Linked DNA regions of Homo sapiens: regions 1, 3 and 4 are each linked to region 2. A link is a contact called in ENCODE Hi-C or POLR2A ChIA-PET data. All regions are on one chromosome and are shown on one strand. Each heading gives the region's core, a stretch centred on a gene start or an enhancer-like site at or near the end of the contact. The rest is flanking DNA. Distances are from core to core; before and after follow the strand shown. Region 1 overlaps PTAFR (platelet activating factor receptor). Region 2 holds the start of SNHG12 (small nucleolar RNA host gene 12). Region 3 overlaps PTAFR (platelet activating factor receptor). Region 4 holds the start of EPB41 (erythrocyte membrane protein band 4.1).

What was found. A loop is a pair of places that touch in the nucleus more often than their neighbours do. ChIA-PET counts read pairs that join two places held with the same protein, here RNA polymerase II (POLR2A). Pooled maps may share reads with other maps.
Region 1: a loop to region 2 is called in a pooled map, with 2.8 times the contacts of the local background. The contact joins the enhancer-like site here to the promoter of SNHG12 in region 2. A Hi-C loop is called at or near these places in 1 of 50 pooled maps. POLR2A ChIA-PET finds 5 or more read pairs at or near these places in 4 of 52 experiments (GM12878, HEK293, K562 and 1 more).
Region 3: a pooled map shows a loop between it and region 2 (3-fold over the local background). The contact joins the enhancer-like site here to the promoter of SNHG12 in region 2. A Hi-C loop is called at or near these places in 2 of 50 pooled maps. POLR2A ChIA-PET finds 5 or more read pairs at or near these places in 3 of 52 experiments (K562, WTC11 and activated CD4-positive, alpha-beta T cell).
Region 4: a loop to region 2 is called in a pooled map, with 6 times the contacts of the local background. The contact joins the promoter of EPB41 here to the promoter of SNHG12 in region 2. A Hi-C loop is called at or near these places in 1 of 168 maps with a recorded cell type or tissue (CD8-positive, alpha-beta T cell) and 6 of 50 pooled maps. POLR2A ChIA-PET finds 5 or more read pairs at or near these places in 10 of 52 experiments (BJ, CD4-positive, alpha-beta T cell, CD4-positive, alpha-beta memory T cell and 7 more).

Annotation. Positions count from the first base shown.
Region 1 is chr1:28,145,899-28,149,686 of GRCh38, forward strand. PTAFR (platelet activating factor receptor) reads right to left here. Exons shown (of 2, transcript NM_000952.5): 2 at 1,268-3,788. Among named protein-coding and RNA genes, the nearest start is that of PTAFR, 29 kb to the right of the region's middle. RefSeq lists enhancers at 2,299-2,799, 2,394-2,533. Within about 2 kb of position 2,318, at least 3 of the 41 ENCODE cell types and tissues checked have a DNase peak (open chromatin) inside an H3K27ac peak, as active enhancers do; they include GM12878, where a contact is called at or near this core.
Region 2 is chr1:28,581,631-28,585,409 of GRCh38, forward strand. It overlaps SNHG12 (small nucleolar RNA host gene 12), which reads right to left and starts at 1,353. Exons shown (of 6, transcript NR_146382.1): 1 at 460-1,353. RefSeq lists an enhancer at 1-520.
Region 3 is chr1:28,170,813-28,174,811 of GRCh38, forward strand. All of the region lies in intron 1 of PTAFR (platelet activating factor receptor), which reads right to left. Among named protein-coding and RNA genes, the nearest start is that of PTAFR, 3.9 kb to the right of the region's middle. RefSeq lists enhancers at 353-402, 443-552, 593-662, 673-722. Within about 2 kb of position 1,964, at least 16 of the 41 ENCODE cell types and tissues checked have a DNase peak (open chromatin) inside an H3K27ac peak, as active enhancers do.
Region 4 is chr1:28,913,296-28,917,254 of GRCh38, forward strand. It overlaps EPB41 (erythrocyte membrane protein band 4.1), which reads left to right and starts at 1,274. Exons shown (of 21, transcript NM_001376013.1): 1 at 1,274-1,473. RefSeq lists a silencer at 1,039-1,698 and an enhancer at 1,919-2,078.

The DNA.
Region 1 (3,788 bases), core at 1,068-3,567, 430 kb before region 2:
CATTGCGTGCCAGCCTGGGCAATATAGCAAGACCCCACCTCCAGGAAAAAAAGTTTAGAAAAAAACAGAAAAGACAGAGGATACAGGAGGAGTAAAGGTGGCTGTACTGGGGTGGTGAGGAGATCAACAAGGCTGGAGCATGGGCTACAACCTAATATACTCCTCCCATCCCCCTGATCCCCATGAGCGCATGGTCTATGTGTTGGGGCAACATCCTGGGAGAAGCAAGGAGGTAATCACAAGTCACTGTCTCAGAACTGTCAGTTACTCTTGTTTTTTTTCCAATTAGAGACAGGGTCTCGCTATGTTGCCCAGGCTGGTCTCAAACTCCTGAGCTCAAGCAATCCTCCTGCCTTGGCCTCTCAAAGTGCTGGGATTGCAGGCATGGGCCCAGAGTTATTCTTTATTGAGACCCTGTGCACTTTATACCCATCAAAGTAGAGTTTCCTAAAGTGTGTACACAAGTCACTGAGACATGTCAAGTGACTTTAGACACAACACAGAAAAACTATTTTTTTTTTTTGAGACAGGGTCTTGTTCTATCACCGAGGTCAGAATGCAGTGTGGCATGATGATCACAACTCACTGCAACCTCAGCCTCCTGGCTCAAGCAATCCTCCCACTTCAGCCTCCCACAAGTAGCTGGAACTACAGACACACACCACCACGCCTGGCTAATTTTTTTAATTTTTTAATTTTTTTATTATTATTATTTTTTAGACAGAGTCTCACTTTGTCACCCAGGCTGGAGTGCAGTGGCGCGATCTCGGCTCACTGCCATCTCCAACTCCCGGGTTCAAGTGATTGTGATTCTCCTGCCTCAGCTTCCCAAGTAGCTGGGAAGCTGGGATTATAGGCACCCACCATCATGACCGGCTAATTTTGTATTTTTAGTAGAGACGGGGTTTCGCCATGTTGACCAGACTGGTCTTGAACGTCTGACCTCAGGTAATCTGCCCTCCTTGGCCTCCCAAAGTGCTGGGATTACAGGCGTGAGCCACCACACCCACAAATTTTTTGTAGAGGCAGCATTTTGCCATGTTTCTCAGGCTGGTCTCGAACTCCTGGGCTCAAGCAATCCACCCTCCTCAGCCTCCCAAAATGTTGGGATTACAGGTGTGAGCCACCGCACCCAGGCGAGAAACATTTTTATAGTTACGGTTTTATGTTTATGTCTACCTTCTATTTGTGGCAGGTAGTATTAGTTTTCATTTACAATTATGTTATAATGTTTTCTTTCAAATAAATGTAAGTTTTTAAAAGTGACTTAATTTAAAGAAAACTTCTTTATTAAGTAAATGGACAGTTGGTACACAGATATTGCAAAAATTTCGAGGCGGGTACATGAATGACTGAAATTCAGGAGACGCGGGGAGTTAGCACAGAAGCACTTTCCTCATTCAGAGCTCTTTTGGCTGCGAGAAACAGACACCCAATCAAATCAGCTTCAGCAAAATGAGAGAATGTATCCTGACAAGGGACGCTCACAGGGCCTAAAGGAAGAGTGCTGGGCCCCTGGAGGACTGAGGGAAGCCGGCAGGTCCCTGGAGGCGGTGCCCGGCTGCTCTCCAGGCGCCTGTGATTCCTCTGGTCCCTGCCTTGCTATGCGTATCTTCCCTCTGAGCAGAGCCATTTTCTCTACCACATTCATGCAGGTGCCCATCCCCCGCAACACACACAGACAAACACACACACATGGACACAGTCACAGCTCCAGGGTTTCTATGTGTTCAGGTAAGGGACCTGCAAAGCCTGAACAGCCTCCCTAAATCTAGATGCCCACCTCTCATCCTTTCAGCTCCCATCAGAGGATCAAGGGGCCCAAATTCGCAGAAAAGGGGAGGGTCTAAGATGAGCAGTCACCCTGCCAAGAGGTGTCTGCCTCAACATTAGTGGCGTATAACAATCCCATGAGGTAGCTTTAACCTCATAGGTAATGACCCTAAGAGGTAGGAAATTCAGTGCCTGGTCCCTCAGCAGGAAATGACACAGCCAAGACTTGAACCAGGCTTGTGTGATGCTGCACTAGCCACCGGGTCATCCCATCAGCCAAGTCCAGCCCACAGCTACCATCCCAGACTCCAGCAGGTTACAGGTCCATCGAGAGGCATTTCTCAAAATCAGCAATCCGGTGTTTGCCCGGTACACAGGAAATGAGTATCCCAGCTTCACAGGGACACTGACTGGAAGGAAGGAAGACTTCTCTGAAGGAGCACAGAGCTCTAGAAACCAGAGAAGTTTCCTCTGAGCCCCTTGGGTCTGAGGCTGCCAGGTTCACACTGCAGATACTTGTCTCAGGGCAGGAGAGGAGGCTCATTTGCATATACTTGCCAAAAATCACAAGCAGACATCTAGAGATCCCCAGGAGAAGCTGACACCTGGCTGACACCTGCTGACAGTAACTGCTCCTCCCACCTCCTGGAAGCTATGTTAGGAGGACCCTCCCAGAGGGCAAGGGAGGAGAGAACTGACAGACCCTTCTACCCAGGGGCCTCATGTACTTCCCAGCCCATGTGCCTGTTCGTATGGAAGCCCCTGGACATCGGGGTGTCCTGGCCTGGACAGCTCCAATTTTGCCTTTTTTGTTTGTTTGTTTGTTTTTGACACAGAGTCTCACTCTGTCGCCCAGGCTGGAGAGCAGTGGCGTGATCTCGGCTCACTGCAAGCTCCGCCTCCTCCCAGTAGCTACAGCCTATGGGACTACAGGCATGCGCCACCACGCCAGGCTAATTTTTTTGTATTTTTAGTAGAGACGGGGTTTTACCATATTGGTCAGGCTGGTCTCAAACTCCTAACTTCAAATGATCGGCCCACCTCAGCCTCCCAAAGTACTGGGATTACAGGCATGAGCCATATTTTTGTATTCTTAGTGGAGATGGCGTTTCACCACGTTGGCCAGGCTGGTCTCGAACTCCGGACCTCAGGTGATCTGCCTGCCTTGGCCTCCCAAAGTGCTGGGATTATAGGCATGAGCCACTGAGCCCAGCCCCAATTTTGCTTTCAAGGGGCCTTTGCCCACCCTCAGTGGGTGGCTGCCCCACAGAAGGTACTTAATTAGGGACTATTGTTGAGACAGAAAGAGGAGGTGGGCATCTCCTTCCCACTCCCCCAGAGCTGACTGGACTAGAGGCAAGGCCTTTGCAGACAGACACGTCTGTCTTGGGAAGCAAGCTCTTGTCCTAGCTTTTGGTCTGTTCATGTTTTATCTTCTTTGGTCACCATTAGGGACAGGTTGCCAGATGAGTCAGAGAAGGTTCCATCAAGCCCCTTCCCCTGAGAAAGGTCACAAAGACCTTGTGCCGGAGGGTGGAGAGAGGATGGCAACATCTTAGCTCAAAAGTCTGCCCCAAGGTAGTGCCATACAGTGAGGGCAGTGTCCTTTCCTAACCCAGTCTACCTCTATCACTTGAGAGTAGTTGCCCAAAGCTTTTTTTTTTTTTTTTTTTTTTTTTTTGAGATGGAATCTCGCTCTGTTGCCAGGCTAGAGTGCAATGGTGCAATCTAGGTTCACTGCAACCTCTGCCTCCCAGGTTCAAGCGATTCTCCTGCCTCAGCCTCCTGAGTAGCTGGGACTACAGGCGTGTGCCACCATGCCCGGCTAATTTTTGTATGTTTTAGTAGAGATGGGGTTTTACAATGTTGGCCAGGATGGTCTCGATCTCTTGACCCATGATCTGCCCACCTCGGCCTCCCAAAGTGCTGGGATTACAGGTGTGAGCCACTGCGCCCACTCCCCCAAAGCTTTAGACCGATGCCCCATCGGGGAGAACTAGGTGGTTTAAAGTCTT
Region 2 (3,779 bases), core at 103-2,602:
GAAGGGCGCGGCCCCCGCGGGCTCCCGCCCCTCTCACTGCCGAGGGGGCCTTTCGGAGCTCGGGCCCACCGGGTTGGAAGGCCCGGCTCCTCCGTGCCACATTCACCACCATCTCGAGGCCGTGGGAGGAAAAACCCGGCGAGTGCGCGCCAGCAGCAGCGACTAGCGGGGAACGGCGCGCAGGAAGGCAGGCAGAGGCTTGCAGCTAGTAAGTCGACACCGGGAATGCGGCGGGGAGAAAGGGCGCTGAAGCCGCGAGCAAGAGCTTATATAGGCCGCCCCTCGCGGCCACACCCGACAGTAGGCCGCCCGCGTGGCGCACAGCTGCCTGGGAGTTGTAGTTTGCTCGCCCCGGCGTTGTCCGCGCGTCACCTCCCCAGCCCTACGCGCGTGTCCATCCCGAGCCCGCGAAGCGAGAACCGCCAGAGGCTTTCCTCCGAGCGGAAGAAGCGCCTTCACCTTTCAGTGCCCGGCGCTGGGCCCACGCAGGAAGCCGACCCGCCTTGGCCTCTGGAGTTGTCTCTGGGATGTCTTTCAGTCTGGAAATGAACCCTGTGTGCTGGGAAAGGGCTCGGGCTCCGCTCCGAGCTCAGTGGGCGTGCGAGCGAGCAGCGCCTGAGTGGGTTTCGGGGAGGGGGTCATACTCCCCGAAAGGCGATTTATTCAAGGCTTGTCTCTTCCACTAATATGTAATTTTACTGAGCGCGTGCTATTTTAACTGTGTCTGATTATCTGATCTAGTTTTCATAAAAACCCTGTGTACGCTCTGTGGACAAATAAGGAAACTTAGGAATGGATCACACAGCTATCGCAAGCGAGGAGAGGACTGGAATTTGGAGCCCACCCCAGGCACCACACATAGCGCAATGTTTTGCCCATGGAATGAATAAGCCTCAGTATGAAAACTTAGTGGTGATTGCCGAGAATTAAACACCCATCCTGTGCCTAATCTATTAATTTTTATTCTTACATACACTTTTTTGTTTGAGACAGGGTCTTGTTCTGTTGCCCAGGCTGGAGTGCAGTGGCGTGATCAAGGCTCATTGCAGCCTCGACCAACTGGGCTCAAGCAATTCTTCCACCTCAGCCTCCCAGGTAGATGGGACTACAGGTGCGGGCCAACTTTCCTTGCTTACACTTTAAAAAGTAGGTACTACTGCCGGGTGCGGTTACTCACGCCTGTAATCCCAGCACTTTGGGAGGCCAAGGCGGGTGGATCACGAGGTCAGGAGATCGAGACCATCCTGGCTAACACGGCGAAACCCGGTCTCTACTAAAAAAAAATACAAAAAAAAATTAGCCGGGCGTGGTCGCGGGCGCCTGTAGTCCCAGCTACCCGGGAGGCTGAGGCAGGAGAATGGCGTGAACCCGGGAGGCGGAGCTTGCAGAGAGCCGAGATCGCGTCACTGCACTCTAGCCTGGGCAACAGAACGAGACTCTGTCTCAAAAAAATAAAATAAAATAAAAAGTAAGTACTACTTTAGCAGGTCGTGGGGGCGCATGCCTGTGGTCCTGGACTCCTCTCTTTCTCTAACATCACATGTCCAAGCCATCAGCAACTCCTGTGTGCTCTACCTTTAAAATGTATCAATAATCTGACTGTTTCTTACCCCTTCCACTGATGTTACCCTAATCGTTGACCCAGATGATAGCAATAGTCTCTTATCTCCCAGATCCTGCTGTTGCTCCCGACAGTCTGGTCTCCACACGCCAGCCAGCCTGCTAAAAGTTTTTTAATTTTTATGAAGTCTAAGAGTCAATTTTTTTTTTTGTAGTTTATGCTTTTTTTTTTTTTTCTTGAGACGGAGCTGCTCTGTCGCCCAGGCTGGAGTGCAGTGGCGCCATCTCAGCTCACTGCAAGCTCCCGCTCCCGGGTTCACGCCATTCTCCTGCCTCAGCCTCCCAAGTAGCTGGGATTACAGGCGCCCGCCACCACGCCCGGCTAATTTTTTGTATTTTTAGTAGAGACAGGGTTTCCCCATGTTGGGCAGGATGGTCTCGATTTCCTGACCTCGTGATCCACCCGCCTCGGCCTCCCAAAGTGCTGGGATTACAGGCACGAGCCACCGCGCCCGGCCGTTTGTTTACGCTTTAAAAGCTTAATAATTATGCTGGGCGCGGTGGCTCCCACCTGTAATTCCAGCACTTTGGGAGTCCGAGGGGGCAGATAACCTGAGGTCAGGATTTCAAGTCCAGCCTAGCCAACATGGTGAAAACCCGTTTCTACTAAAAATACAAAAATTAGCTGGGCGTGGTGGCAGGCGCCTGTAATCCCAGCTACTTGGGAGGCTGAGGCAGGAGAATCGTTTGAACCTGGGAAGCGGAGGTTGAAGTGAGCTAAGATGGAGCCATTACACTCCAGCCTGGGCGACAAGAGCGAGACTCCGTCTCAAAAAAAAAAGAAAAAAAGTAAAATTATTAAACTTTTTTTTTTTTTTTTGGAGATGAAGTCTCGCTTTTTCGCCCAGGCTTGTGCAGTTTATTCTGTGTCAATTATGCCTCAATAAAGCTGTCAAAAAACCATTAAGAAAAAATGTATATCTCCCAGGCGCAGTAGCTCCCACCAATTCGGGAGGCCAAGGCAGGTGGATTACCTGACATCAGGAACTAGAGACCAGCCTGGCCAACATGACAAAACCCCATCTCTACTAAAAATACAAAAAAAAAAAATTACCCAGGCATGGTGACACTCATCTACAGTCCCAGCTACTTGGGAGGCTAAGGCATAAGAATCGCTCGAACCTGGGAGGCAGAGGTTGCAGTGAGCCAAGATCATGCCACTGCACTCCAGCCTGGGTGATACAGCGAGACTCCCTCTCAAAAAATATATCTATATATATCTATCTATATCTATGTGTGTGTATATATAGATAGATAGATATACATATTATATTAAGGCAGATGCAGTGGATCACCTGTAGTCCAGCTACTTGGGAAGCTGAAACAGGAGGATCACTTCTGTCCAGGAGCTGGAGGTCAGCCTGGGCAACAAAGTGAGACCCTGCCTTTAAAAATAAATAAGGCCAGGCACAGTAACTCATGCCTGTAATCCCAGCACTTTGGGAGGCCAAGGCGGGTGGGTCACGAGATCAGGAGTTCAAGACCAGCCTGGCCAAGATGGTGAAACCCCGTCTCTACTAAAAATATAAAAAATTAACCAGACATGGTGGCGGGCGCCTATAATCCCAGCTACTCGGGAGGCTGAGGCAGAGGTTGCAGTGAACCGAGATCGTGCCACTGCATTCCAGTCTGGGCAACAGATCAATATTCCATCTCAAAAGTAATAATAAAATAAAAGTAAATAAATAAGTAACATGTATTTTTTAAAACTTTTTTTTTTTGAGACGGAGTTTCCCTCTTGTTGCCAGGCTGGAGTGCAATGGCACGATCTCGGCTCACTGCAACCTGTACCTCCCAGGTTCAAGTGATTCTCCTGCCTCAGCCTCCTGAGTAGCTGGGATTACAGCACCTGCCCCAGGCCCGGCTAATTTTTTGTATTTTTAGTAGAGACGGGGCTTCTCCATGTTGGTCAGGCTGGTCTTGAACTCCCGACCCCAGGTGACCTACCTGCTTGGCCTCCCAAAGTGCTGGGATTACAGGCATGAGCCAGGCCTAAAAAACATTTATATCATGTTATTCACTTGCTCAGAAATCTCCCATGACTTCCCAACACACTTAGAATAAAAACGGCAATCTCCATAATGGTCTCCAAGGTCATACGTGATCAGGCTCCTCCTCCTTCCTGCCCTCATCACGCACCACTTGCTCCCTCACTCAGT
Region 3 (3,999 bases), core at 714-3,213, 410 kb before region 2:
ACACGGTAAAACCCTGTCTCTACTAAAAATACAAAAAATTAGCTGGGCAAGGTGGTGGGCGCCTGTAGTCCCAGCTATTCGGGAGGCTGAGGCAGGAGAATGGCGTGAACCCGGGGTGCAGAGTCTGCAGTGAGCCAAGATTGTGCCACTGCACTCCAGCCTGGGCAACAGCGAGACTCCATCTCAAAAAATAAATAAAAATAATAAATAAATAATTAATACAAATTAGGCTGGGTGGGGTGGCTCACACCTGTAATCCCAGCACTCTGGGAGGCCGAGGCAGGCAGATCACCTGAGGTCAGGAGTTCAAGACTGGCCTGGCCAACATGACGAAACCCCATATCTACTAAAAATACAAAAATTAGCTGGGTGTGGTGGCGCACATCTGTAATCCCAGCTACATGGGAGGCTGAGGCAGAAGAACCACTTGAACCCGGGAGGGGGAAGTTTCAGTGAACTGAGATTGTGCCACTGCACTCCAGCCTGGGTGACAGACCGAGACTCCATCTCAAAAAAAAAAAAAAACTTGACCTCACAGGATAGCCCTGATGTTGAAGACAGACAACCTCTACAGTGCTAGGCATATAGAAGGTACTCAATACATGAGTTACTTCCTGTTCTGACATGCCCTGTTGCTTGATATTTGTGCCCTGACCTGGCCGTGCCGACCACACCCTCTAATGTTACCTCTCACAGAGTGGTTTCAATACCATTTCTCCAAGATGCAGAAGGATTTGAGCGACGAATTAAGGGAGGAGAAATCCTGACCTCTGGGGAATTCTGTGCCAGGCTCCCTACAATTCCCAGCGCAAGGGACCATGCACATTTATTGGCTGATGAATGAAGCACCATGTCTGGGAGAGGTTACGGACAGGGTCTAGGGCACGAGGGATGAGGATGATCTGGGTACCAGTCAGAGTTACCCAGTGTTCCTTCTCATTGGGGACCTCATCCTGGCCCCAGATATGTATATTACATTGAGGAGACTCAGCCTCTGCTCAGTTGGCCTAGGAAACCCCAAGTCTGGCCTGGGTCTCTCCTCCTGGCTCCCAGATACCCAGGTGGTATCTGTTTGTGAGTTACCCTATCCAATTTTGCTTCCAGGACAGGGCCAGGAAGAGGGAGGGAGGAACCATCTCCTCTGGGCTGCCCCAGCACTGGGCACATCATGCCTCTGTTATGCCTCTGGTTTTTGTGTGTGTGTTGCGGGGGTGGGGGGTTGAGACTGAATCTCAGTCTATCACCTAGGCTGGAGTGCAATGATGCAATCTCAGCTTACTGCAACCTCCGCCTCCCAGGTTCAAGCGATCCTCATGTGTCAGCCTTCCAAGTAGCTGGGATTACAAGCGCATGCCACCATGCCTGGCTAATTTTTATATTTTTAGTAGAGACAGGTTTTCACCATGCTGGCCAGGCTGGTCTCAAACTCCTGATCTCAGGTGATCCACCCACCTCAACATCCCAAAGTGCTGGGATTACAGGCATGAGCCACCGCACACAGCCATGCCTCTGTTATACCAGGAATCACGCTGACATCTTCCCAGCCTGGGAGTTCCTGAGTCCTGCTGGTGTCCTCGTGGCCAGTCCAGGACCCCGTCCAGGGAAAAAAGCAGGGCTGGGCACAGGCCCTGGCGTCACACAGACCTGAGTCTGCACCTGGGTCTGTTTCTTCCTTGCTGCGTGATCCTTGGCTCTCCCAGCCTCCTTTTCTTCATCTGCAAAATGATGGTAATAAAACCTTCCTCACGGGGTGGTTGTGAGAGCTGAGTGAAGCAATTTACTCAATAACTGTGAACTCCCTTCCCTGCTGTCCTCAGAAAATGTTTGTTGAATAAGTGAATAAAGAAGCAACCAAACTGGCCATGCACTAAGCCAGCTACACATTCTCTCCTAGAAGCAACCGGGGTTAGCCGGAGAGAAAGCATAGGAACCGAAACCAGGAGATGTGGGCTCTGGCCTCAGCTGTGCCACTCACCCACATATCTTGACTGAGCCTCATTCCAGCTCTGAGCCTTGGGGTTTTTATCTGCAAAATGCGGTGCCTGTGCCTCGCTTATCTCAAAGCATTGTTGTAAAAAAAAAAGGAAGTGAGATTATTGGTGGTGACAGTTTTGGGTAAACAGTAAAGCACTTGGTACATTGAAATGGACTTTATGAACTGTGAAAGGTAGTGCAGGCTGGGTGCAGTGGCTCACGCCTGTAATCCCAGCGCTTTGGGAAGCCAAGGCAGGAGATGGCTTGAGGCCAGAAGTTCAAGACCAGCCTGGGAAACATAGCAAGATCCCGTTTCCACAAAAAAAAAAAAAAAAAAAAAAAGTTTTTTAAATTAGCCAGGCATGGTGGCATGCGCCTGTAGTCCTGGCTACTTGGGTGGCTAAAGCTGGAGGATAGCTTGAGACCAGGAGTTCAAGGCTGCAGTGAGTCACGATCATGCCACTGCTCTTCAGCCTGGGTGACAGAGCAAGACTGTGTCTCTTAAAAAAAAAGGGGGGGGGGTGTGCGGGGGGTGTAGGCCAGGCATGGTGGCTCACATCTGTAATCCCAGCACTTTGGGAGGCCAAGGCAGGCGGATTGCTTGAGCACGGGAGTTCAAGACTAGCCTGGGCATCATGTCAAACCCCACCTCTACAAAAAACAAACAAACAAACAAAACAAAACAAAAACAAAAACAAAAACAAAAACACAAAAATTAATCAGGCAAGATGGTGTGCACCTACAGTATCAGCTACTCGAGAGACTGAGGTGGGAGGACTGCTTGAGCCCAGGAGATCGAGGCTGCAGTGAGGTGTGATCACGCCACTGCATTCCAGCCTGCGTGACAGAGCAAGACTCTGTCTCAAAAGAAAAAAAAAAAGAGGAGGGGGGGCGGGGTATGCACAAATTTGGTTTTGACATGCTTCTCCCATTAGCCAGCCAAGCTCAACTCCAAACCCAGGCCCTGAAGATCTCCCACCTACAGAACCAAGGGGGTGGGGAGGGGTGGCTGAGTGGTGATCCTCCCCCTGCATATTCTGTCTCTCTCTCACACACAAACACACAAACAAATACACACACAGAATCTGGCTGTGATTCCCCTCGGCCAAAGACACACAGAGGCATATCAGCCTCTCAGCTGGCTTTGCTGGCCATCTGCTCCTGGGAGGGGAGCTGTCTGGCTGGAGCAGGCCACATGCAGCCCGGATATGCTCCCGGCCCATCATTCCAGATACATGTAGACATAGCCAGAGCCAGCTCCCTGTCCACCCCACATAACCACAGACACACATGCACACACAAAGACACACCAGAGGCTTCTCCCCGCTCTCATCATGCTGTCAAGGAGCCCAAGAGGGGGTGGTCAGAGAGGGGGCTGCAGCAGGGTCCCAGCACTTGCCCTTTGGGAGCTGGCTCTGCTCCCGACCCAGACACACACCCCTAGGCCCATCAAGGGGTGCTGCCGGCTCCTGCTCCACTGTTGCCCTCTCTGAGGTCCAAGCCTCCACCCATCTAGGGGATCAGAACAGGAAAGTGGGGGATGCCACCAAGAAAGAGAATGCCATCCTCTTCAACAAGGCCTCCTTCACAGGCCTGGGGTGGGAAGTGGGGAATCTCTGCTCCCTGTAAAAGGACAATAAGATCCCAGCCTCTCCTCATACCTGCTTCCCACCACCAGTCAGAGAAAACTCAGTCCTGTAGGCACATTTTGTCACTGATAGCATAAACTGTGAATTCCTTACTCCTTCAATGACCAGATGGGGAAACTGAGGCCCGGAGATGAGAAAGGATTTTCCCAAGGTGAACACAGTGTCAGGGGCAGAGCTGGGACCAGATACTGGGCCTCTGGCTCACCGTCCGTTCCCTTCCAACTGCAAAAACCGCTTCATCATTCATCTGTCCTGTGCATATTCTAAGCATATGCTATGTTGCAAACCCTGTGCTAAGGATAAAGGATACAACAGTGAACAAAACAGTTTCCTCATCCCTAAGGCGTTTAACAGCAGGAATCCCAGAGTCAGCATT
Region 4 (3,959 bases), core at 24-2,523, 330 kb after region 2:
GGCGTGGTGGTACACGCCTGTAGTCCCAGCTACTCGGGAGGCTGAGGCAGGAGAATCGCTTGAACCCGGGAGGCAGAGGTTGCAGTGAGCCGAGATTCCGGCACCGCACTCCAGCCTGGTGACAGAGCGAGACTCCGTCTCAAATAAATAAATAAATAAATAAAAGAAAAATGAAAATCAAACCATTAGAAAAGGCTGGAGACTAAGAATTGAACCCAGGCAATCTGTTTCCAGAGGCTGTGCTGGGATCGTGAAGGGGCTGTGATTAGATATCAGGAATGTCTAGCTGGCATCTACAGACTCTGCTGTCAGATGGCCTGGCTTCTTATCCTGTCAGTTTTAAGTCTCTCTGCTTCAGTTTCCTCATCTCTAAAATAGAACACCAGATCCTATCTTACCTTCTAGGTATCATGCTTAAAACAAAAGCCTTCTTTCTGCACTGTGGGTCCGAAGCCTGTTCACAGACCAGCCTAGCAGGGAGTAGGAAGGGTCAAGGGGTCTCTGACACTTCTGGAAGGAAATAAAGACACACTAAGCAATTGTCAGAGCAACCCTCAGTTCATCTGGAGACCAGACCTCGGAAGCTAGGTCTTTATAATGTTGAGATTGCCAGGGGGGAATTAGGAGATCCTTAAATGCAGAAGACAGGTTCAATCTTGGCGTGGTCTCAACACTTAGCTTCCATTTCAGGCCTTACACAGCTGGCACGAGAGGTAAAGTCTCATCGAATGTCAGGGTTGGAAGGGCGCCTAGAGACAGTCAAACTAGTGGATGGGGAAACTGAGGTACAGAGAAGCTGAGTGACTTACCCGAGGTCACTAAGCGTTTAGGGGGAGTCAGTTGGGGTAGCCTGGCTACAACCTCTACGCGAGTTACTTCCCTGAGGCTTCCAAATCTCGGCCTCTTACTTGGAAGGAGGAAAGGGCCTCACCGTCCAGGGCTCTAGCTGCCTCATGCCCCACGTGGGTGCTGCGGGATCCCGGAACACCCCGGCTCCAGACCGGGTTCGACTTGCGCGTGCGCACACGCGGCCAGCCCCTTGCCTTTTCCTCTCTCTTTTTCGTTCCCCTCTCCTCTCCTTACCGGCCTAGGGGAGGGGGGAAACAAGGGGAGCTAGAAGTTGGCCTCAGCCAATGGGCGGACGGGCCGCGGGCCCGGCCCCCTCCTTCCCTCCGGCGCGGCCCAATAGAAATTTACTACAATGTTGTGGCGAACTGAGGGGGAGGGGCGCGGGCCGGCGGGCGGGCTGCGGGCCGGGCTGGCCTCGCCTCGCAGAGGGAAGGCGGGAGGGCGCGCGCCAGGGTCGCTCGCTCGCTCCCTCCCTCCGCTGGTGCGTTTAGTCAGTCAGCCAGCAGCAGCCGGCGGGCCCGCGAGCCGCAGAGGGCCCGAGCCTCGGACGCCGGCGCCTCCTCCTGCCATTGTTCGTCGGGCTGCAGCAGTGGCGGGCGCAGGAGCCCGGCCCCGGAGCCACCGGTGAGGCGAGGCGGCGGCGGCGGCGCGGGAGCCGGGGCGGTGGGCGTGGAGCTGTCCCCGTGGGGACGGTCCTGGCGGCCGCGGCGGCGCTGCAGCCTCTTTGTCTGCAACCCCCGACAGGCCCCGGGCCGGGGCGCGGGCTCTCCCGCGGAGGAGCCTCGTGTGCACGCCGAGTCGCCAGCCGGGACGCGGCCCGAGGAGCGAGGGGCGGGCCAGAGCCGCTGAGGAAAGGGGAAGGGGTTGCGTCGCGGGAGTGTTGGAAAGTTAGGCTTGAGATGTATTTTTGACGGTCCCCTCGGGTGCGTCAATCACGGTGCGGTGTGCAGGAGCCTCGGGAGGAAACCAAATGCGGAGAATCGCAGGTTTCAGACGGTGAAGGTGTTGCGTGCAGCCGCGGAGCGATTTCTTCCTGGCGAGGGAGCTGGGCTGTCTGCAGAAGTCAGGCGGAATCTGAGGACTGCAGGGAGCCCTGGCAAGACTTCGCAGGCCTTCCCGCCACCGACGCCTGCATCATTGAAAAACATGTTCCCCCTTAGTCTTCTGGGTTCCCAGCGAGCAGAGGGTTAAATCTATTCTCTCAGCGTCGTGACCTCCTTTTTCAGTTCGCGCATCTGTCGGCTTGGAAATCTTCCTCCGTGCTCGCTGGGCTGCTGTACCTGTGGAGAGGCCGGGTCTGGGCTCGCCCTCCGAGATTGACCAGCAGGCCATTATTCCTGGGGAGGTTTTGCCAAAACAGGTCATGCTCCCCAAGAACAGGCATTCTCTTGAGAAAAAGTGATCTCACGTGAAACAGATTGCTGATGGACTGGTTTCTGGCCACATGATAGCGACTGTCATCCTGTTGTTTCTTTAACTGTACCCTGTACCCTGCCATAAATGACTAGTCTGTGGAGACTTGTTTTTTGGCATGTAGTTGTTCATTAGGAGATAGTTTTTTCTTTTTCCTTTTTTTTTTTCAGATGCTTTTTTTTTTTTTTTTTTTTGTAGTCTGGGTGATTTCACAGCTGCTATTTTCTTCCCTTCTGTTTTTAGGGAAAATTGCAAGAAATGGTTGTGTCTTGTGTCTTGGATATTATTATAGTGGATTTATACTCTCTTGAGGATGTACTGTAGTCAATGCTGTTGCTCATTGTTGTTTTCTGTATTCTCAGTCCTGGCAAAAATTTTAGTTGGTTTGATCCCTTTAATCAAAAGCAGGATATATAGCCCGTATATGTTTCTTCCCGTCCCAGTTTTGTTAATGTAGCACTAACCCCTACTTTTTATGGAAACTTGATGTACTCTTCATTTTCCTTTTCTGTAAATTGAAAGTGTAATCAGTTCTTCGCCAGTTGTAAAATTTTTGGTTTGGGGTGTTATTAATATAATCCATGTAGCGTACATGCTATCTGGCGTACAGTAAGCACTCAATAAATGGCAGATTCAAAAATAGATGTAATAACTGAACACCAGATTGCCTTAGAATCAAAGTAGTTAATTCAGTGTGCTTTCTATAAGAAGCTTATAATTAAGGTAAATATAGATATTATTCATACACCTGGGGAAACAAGTACAGTATATCTTTGGCACTATTAAAAGTGAACTATGTCGGGCACGGTGGCTCACGCCTGTAATCCCAGCACTTTGGGAGGCCAAGGCGGGTGGATCACTTGAGGTCAGGAGTTCGAGACTAGCCTGGCCAGCATGGTGAAACCCCATCTGTACTAAAAATGCAAAAAAGTAGCTGGGTGTGGTGGCATGTGCCTGTAATCCCACCTACTCAGTAGGTGGAGGCAGGAGAATCGCTTGAACCTAGGAGGCGGAGGTTGCAGTGAGCCGAGATTGCACCACTGCACTTCAACCTGGGCAACAGAGCAAAACTGTCTCAAAAAAAGGTGAACTCATTGTTGAACATAAGTTCAGAATGCCAACCTTCTGATTCCTCTGTCTTCTACCAACAAAACTATACATTTTTCCTTGTATGTTTGAATTCAGGCTTAGAAATAAATGTTTTTAATCTGTAGGTTTTACCAAAATTCTCCCAACAATTTTTTTTTTTTTTAAACAGGGTCTCATTCTGTCACCCAGGCTGGAGTGCAGTGGCATGATCACGGCTCACTGCAGCCTTAAACTCCTGGGCTCAAGTGATCCTCCTGCCTCAGCCTCCCTAGTAGCTGGGACTATAGGCGTGTGCCCCCATGCTTGGCTAATGTCTTTTTATTTTTTGTAGAGACAGTCTCACTATGTTGCCTAGGGTGGTCTTGAATTCCTGGACTCAAGAGATCCTCCTCCCTGGGCCTCCCAAAGTGCTGGGATTACAGATGTGAGCCACCTCACCCGGCCTCTCCCAACATTTATTAAGTGTTTTATACCAAATGTCTTGTAAGTTCTTATGCAATATGGCTACAATCTACCTTTCCACCTTTATTCTCCTTATTTTTTGTATTGTGCAACCAAATAGAACTACTCTGTAATAACCCTTGCTTTGCCATCTCTCTCTCTGTGTG